2 separate regions of the Homo sapiens genome follow, and region 1 is linked to region 2. A link is a contact called in ENCODE Hi-C data. All regions are on one chromosome and are shown on one strand. Each heading gives the region's core, a stretch centred on a gene start or an enhancer-like site at or near the end of the contact. The rest is flanking DNA. Distances are from core to core; before and after follow the strand shown. Region 1 has its middle 38 kb from the start of LINC02002. Region 2 overlaps MAP2K3 (mitogen-activated protein kinase kinase 3).

Region 1 (3,050 bases), core at 510-3,009, 940 kb after region 2:
CCGCAATGTGCTGATTCACTCTAAGTGTCTGCTCCTCTGCAGACTGACTTCATGCACTTAAAATAATTCACTCATTTCATTGTTAGCTCTGTCCTCTCCACTTGCATTTCAGGCCAGAGCAGTACAATGAGGTCCCAAGCTCTGTCCTGTAAACCACAGATAAAATTCTAAGGCCCCTCCACAACCATCTGAATGGGCCCCTCTTCTTGGCTAAGGACATTCCCAAGGAAATCTGAAAATCTAGTTCAGGACATGACGGAAGAGCAGGTCACACAAGCATCATTATAACCTCCTCCCTTTTGGAATTCAGGAAAAGCCAACCAGCATTAACATCAACACAGATCTTAAGTCTGGTAAGAAACATTTACAATCTATTTTCTCTGAAGTTTGCTACCTGGAAGCTTCATCTGCCTGATAAAACCTTGGTCTCAACAACTGCTTATCATAACCCAGACATTCCTTTCTACTGATAATAACTCTTTCTTCTTCTTTTTTTTTTCCTAGACAGAGTCTCGCTCTGTGGCCCAGACTGGAGTGCAGTGGCCCCATCTCAGCTCACCACAACCTCTGCCTCCCGGGTTCAAGTGATTCCCCTGCCTCAGCCTGCTGAGTAGCTGGGATTACAGGCATGCACAACCACAACCAGCCAATTTTGTATTTTTAGTAGACACGGGGTTTCTCCATGTTGGCCAAGCTGGTCTCGAACTCCTGACCTCAGGTCATCCACCCGCCTCCGCCTCCCAAAGTGCTGGGATTACAGGCGTGAGCCATGGCCCCTAAACAACTCTTTCAACCAATTGCCAATCAGAAAAAATTTAAAATCTGCATGTGACCTGGATACACTCCCCACAAGAACTTCAAGTTGTCCTGCCCTTCCATATGGAACCAATGTAAGTCCTATATGTATTTGACTGATGTCTCATGTCTCCCTAAAATATATAAAACTAGGCTGTGTCTTAGCACCTTGGGCACCTGCTCTCAGGATCTCCTGAGGGCTGTGTCATGGGCCACTGATCACTCATATTTGGCTCAGAATAAATCTCCTCAAATACATTTTTGCCAACAGTCCACTGGGCTCAGGTGAGCAGGGCCTGAAACAGATAACATGGAAATTTATAATAAAATAAGGGACCCATGCCTTAAGACATACCACAAAGTAAATATAACACTGTACAGGCTCTCTCGGGTGACCCTGGACTACAGAATGTGGGTTGTGGGGAGGGAGAGACGTGGACTTTTTCCTGCAGGTCATGGCTTGGGTGCACCTAGAAACAGGCCAATACCACCCCTTCTTTTCTGGAAAGGTGGGGCCTGACAGCTTTGCGTGGGGAACCAGTGTCCTGTTACAGTTCAGGTCTAAAATGCCTGCTGAGTAAATAAACATGTTGTTCTCAACCTAACCCAAAAAGCCTGATATTTGTAGGAATAAAATTGCTCTTTCCTACCCTGGGCAAACTGCTTCCCTGACAAATATGCTCAGTCATGGAGTGGAGACAGATAAGTAAAGAGATGCTGGGAATAGAGCAGAGACAGATAAGTAAACAGATGCTGGGGATATGTCATGATACAGAGCCAGGCCAGAGTCAAGCAAGGTGTTGCATTGGCATACTGCCGGCCTTTCCTGCAGGAAAAGGTGTGAAAAAGCTCTTGAGGTGATGGGAAGGGGTGTGCTGTTTTGAAATGGGAAGATAAAAACAGAGCCATGGGGGTTCTGCACCATCGCCTTGGAACAAATGGTGTCTGCCTCCACATCTGCAATGACTCAGATCTCTGCTCTGGGCATACTTGCAGTCAAATCAGGGCTGCCCAGACATCCTGTGTTTGTGAAATGCTGAGAAAGACTAACTGGCTTCCAGCAGTTGCCTACTCATCCACCCTCTTCCAAACACCCAGGCTGGGGAGTAACATTTTGGGGATGAGTCCTTGTAATGCTGCTTCTCTCTGGAGAGCAATGTGTGAAAATTGACCCAAGGAGTTGTCTCATGGGATGAGGCATAATTGGCTGTCTTTTTTCGGAACCTCCTTGAGGCTCATCTACCCCCGTGCCCTGAGCTCACTGGGGCCTGCCTGGCCAAACAGAATATACCCATTAAGGGAATAAATTTCCAGGCCACAATAACAAGCATCACCACTTTGAAAAGAAAAAGCCATGAACTGAAATTCTTCAAAATAAGAATTTTTAATTAGCCCAATAAACACATTAAAAGATATAAGGAAGATACTAGAACTATGAAACAAATGAACACAAAAACACCAAAAAGAACCGACAAGAAATACTAAGTTGAAAACATAACAGTTGAGGCTGGGCACGGTGGCTCAAGCCTGTAATCCCAGCACTTTGGGAGGCCAAGGAGGGTGAATCAACTGAGGTCAGGAGTTCGAGACCAGCCTGACCAATATGGTGAAACCCCGTCTCTACTAAAAATACAAAAACTAGCCAGGCGTGGTGGTGCATGCCTGTAATCCCAGCTACTCAGGAGACTGAGGCAGGAGAATTGCTTGAACCTGGGAGGCAGAGGTTGCAGTGAGCCGAGGTCGTGCCACAGCACTACAGCCTGGGTGACAGAGCAAGACTCCATCTCAAAAAAAAAAAAAAGAAAGAAAAGAAAATATAACAGTTAATGCCAGGTGCAGCAGCTAACTCCTGTAATCACAGCACTTTGGGAGGCCGAGGCGGGCAGATCACCTGAGGTCAGAAGTTTGAGACCAGCCTGACCAACATGGAGAAACCCCGTCTCTACTAAAAATACAAAATTAACCAGGTGTGGTGGCATTTGCCTGTAATCCCAGCTACTCAGGAGGCTGAGGCAGGAGAATTGCTTGAATCCAGGAGGTGGAAGTTGCGGTGAGCCAAGATCACAGCATTGCACTCCAGCCTGGGCAATGAGAGCAAACTCTGGCTCAAAAAAAAAAAAAAAAAAAAGGTGGGGGGGCGGGGCTCAGTGGCTCAGGCCTGTAACCCCAGCTCTTTGGTGTAGGGAAAAGAAAGAGAGATCAGACTGTCACTGTGTCTATGTAGAAAGGAAAGGCATAAGAAATTCCATTTTGAC
Region 2 (2,793 bases), core at 245-2,744:
TTGCACCTGGCTCTGCTGACACCTCCTGGCGGCTATATCGAGTGCCCTGACTGTCCTTGCCTGCATCACTGTGCTGATGCCCCCAAGGGCTTCCAAGGCCCGTCCCAAGGTTTACATGTGCCAGTGTGTGCGGTGATGCGGTGACAGGCCAGGGGGCTGCCTCACTGGGGCAGGGCTGCGAGGGGCTGTGGATGCCAGCGGTGTGTTCAGACCTAATCAGGAGGTGTGTGGGGGCTGGGGAGCACTGCTGCCTGGGAGGGTTGCTTTGGCGGTGTCAGTTGGCAGCTGAGGCACACGTTGGAGGCCTGCCCAGGACGGCTCTGGGTATGGGGATGGAGACAGCTCCCATCCCCTTGTCATTCTGCTCTTGCCTGGCTTAGCCTTCTGGTCAACCCATAGCCTCCTGCCGTTGGCATGGCACACGGCATCCCGGATGGCTGGGGCAGACCCCAGGGTGGCGCGGGCAGACACTCGTTGGGAAAGTCTGCAGGGACTTCCAGGTGGCAGGGCTGGTTCTAGGCCAGCTCCCTACCTACCTCTCAGGGCTGCTGTTGAGGGTGAATGAGACCTGGCAAGTCCAGGGAGCCCCTAGGTACCAGACAGCACTGAATTTGAACCTGATGTCTGTGCTAGCATTTCCATCACCAAGAACCCCGTTTTTGGTATGTCTCATCATCAATCCCATGCTTTGTAAGATTTTAATAGTAATGATAAATCCCAGCCTTTGGGAGGCCGAGACAGGAGGATCATTTGAGGGCAGGAGTTCACAACCAGCCTGGGCAACATAGGGAGAGCTCATCTCTACAAAAAACATAAAAGATTAGCTGGGCATGGTGGCACACGTCTGTAGTCTCAGCTACTCAGGAGGCAGAGGTGGGAGGATCGTTTGTGCCTGGGAGGTTGAGGCTGCAATGAGTGCCACAGCACTCCAGCCTGGGTGACAGAGTGAGACCCTGTCTGTTTAAAAAAAATAGAAGTAGGCCAGGCACGGTGGCTCACGCCTGTAATCCCAGCACTTTGGGAGGCCGAGGCGGGTGGATCATGAGGTCAGGAGCTCGAGACCATCCTGTCTAACACGGTAAAACCCCGTCTCTACTAAAAACACACAAAAAATTAACCGGGCGTGGTGGCAGGTGTCTGTAGTCCCAGCTACTCGGGAGGCTGAGGCAGGAGAATGGCATGAACCCGGGAGGCGGAGCTTGCAGTGAGCCGGGATCGCACCACTGCACTCCAGCCTGGGCAATAGAGAGAGAATCGTCTCAAAAATAAATACAATACAATCAATACAATAGAATACAATACAATAGAATACAATACAATAGAATACAATACAATAGAATACAATAGAATACAGTACAATACAATACAACACAACACAACACAACACAACACAACACGTAGTGATAACAGTGAAGCACAGATGGCGTTTGTTCAGGTTTGTTTTCCGTTCTGCAGGAGCAGCAGCACTGGCCTGTCGACAGTGCAGGTGGCTGGCAATGGCCTTGCTGACCTCGAGCCGGGCCCACGTGGGGACCTTTGGAGCACAGCCTACGATCCTGGTGCAAGGAATGTCCCATTCTTCTGATGCTCTGGGAGGGCTGAGCATCACTTGTGGGTCCCCCTGCCCTGTCATGGCCTCTTAAAGCCTGAGCATGGGGCCTGCCCCACAGTGTGGGAGCCTGGGGCCAGAGTCCCACCGATCTGACCCCTTTTGTGCTGGGGATTTTGTGTGCATGGACTTGTTTGGTCTTCACGGCTACCCAGCAACCTGGGTGTGTTGTCATCAACCCCATCTTAGGAGTGAGTAAACTGAGGCCTGGTGGGATAGTGACCTGCTCAAGGTCACGAAGGACTGTCCTGGGAGCATGGCTTTGTCTTTACAACTCCGGACCCTTGCTCATCCTTTCCCAGAGGTCATGGCCCCTTCACCCGTTCATAGGACGTCAAAGGAGGAAACCGAGGCTTGCACAGAGAGGGAGTGTGGCTCGCCCCCAGGCTGGCACGGGCCGACGCTGTGGTGGTTTCTCCACTGAGGTGCGGGGAAGGCAGGAGCTGGGACCCAGGCTGGGGGCCTGACTCTGCTGCTGCCCTGGTGCGTCACCTCAGGCGTGTCCTGGGGCCCCTGGTGTCAGCATCTGCACTGGACAGTCTCTGGGGCACCCTCCAGCCTGAGCAGCCTGCTGCGGGGGCTGTACTGTGCTCAGTGAGCCTGGCTGCCCCTTCAGACAGAGGAGAGTGCTGGGGCTGGCTTCAAGCAGGCCTCTTTGTTTCTTCTTTTCTTTAAATTGCCTGCACTTGAGTAGCCTTTATCACACAGTGCAGGAATCTCAAAGGGACAAAAAGGCAGTCTCTTGTTTCTCCTCGGAATACTCTGCACACTCCAGCATTTTCTTTCCTTCTTCTTCTCATTTTTTTTTTTTGAGACAGTGTCTTGCTCTGTTGCCCAGTGGCACAGTCATGGCTCACCACAGCTCAGACGATCCTCCCACCTCAGCCTCCCAGGTAACTGGGACTACAGGCACGCACCACCACGCCCACTACATTTTTGTTTTGTTTTATTTTTTGTAGAGACAGGATTTTGTCATGTTGCCCAGGCTAGTATTGAACTCCTGAGCTCAAGGAATCCACCCACCTTGGCCTCCCAAAGTGCTGGGATTACAGGCATGTGCTAATTTTTGTATTTTTAGTAGAGACAGGGTTTCACCATGTTGGCCAGGCTGGTCTCAAACTCCTGACCTCAAGTAATCCTTCTGCCTTGGCCTCCCAAAGTGCTGGGATTACAGGCGTGAGCCA

What was found. A loop is a pair of places that touch in the nucleus more often than their neighbours do. Pooled maps may share reads with other maps.
Region 1: a map with no recorded cell type shows a loop between it and region 2 (13-fold over the local background). The contact joins two enhancer-like sites. A Hi-C loop is called at or near these places in 1 of 168 maps with a recorded cell type or tissue (right cardiac atrium), 1 of 37 single-sample maps with no recorded cell type and 7 of 50 pooled maps.

What each region holds. Positions count from the first base shown.
Region 1 is chr17:22,226,657-22,229,706 of GRCh38, forward strand. No RefSeq gene overlaps it. Among named protein-coding and RNA genes, the nearest start is that of LINC02002, 38 kb to the right of the region's middle. Within about 2 kb of position 1,760, at least 2 of the 41 ENCODE cell types and tissues checked have a DNase peak (open chromatin) inside an H3K27ac peak, as active enhancers do.
Region 2 is chr17:21,289,982-21,292,774 of GRCh38, forward strand. The region is part of intron 1 of MAP2K3 (mitogen-activated protein kinase kinase 3); the gene reads left to right. Among named protein-coding and RNA genes, the nearest start is that of MAP2K3, 6.7 kb to the left of the region's middle. Within about 2 kb of position 1,495, at least 2 of the 41 ENCODE cell types and tissues checked have a DNase peak (open chromatin) inside an H3K27ac peak, as active enhancers do.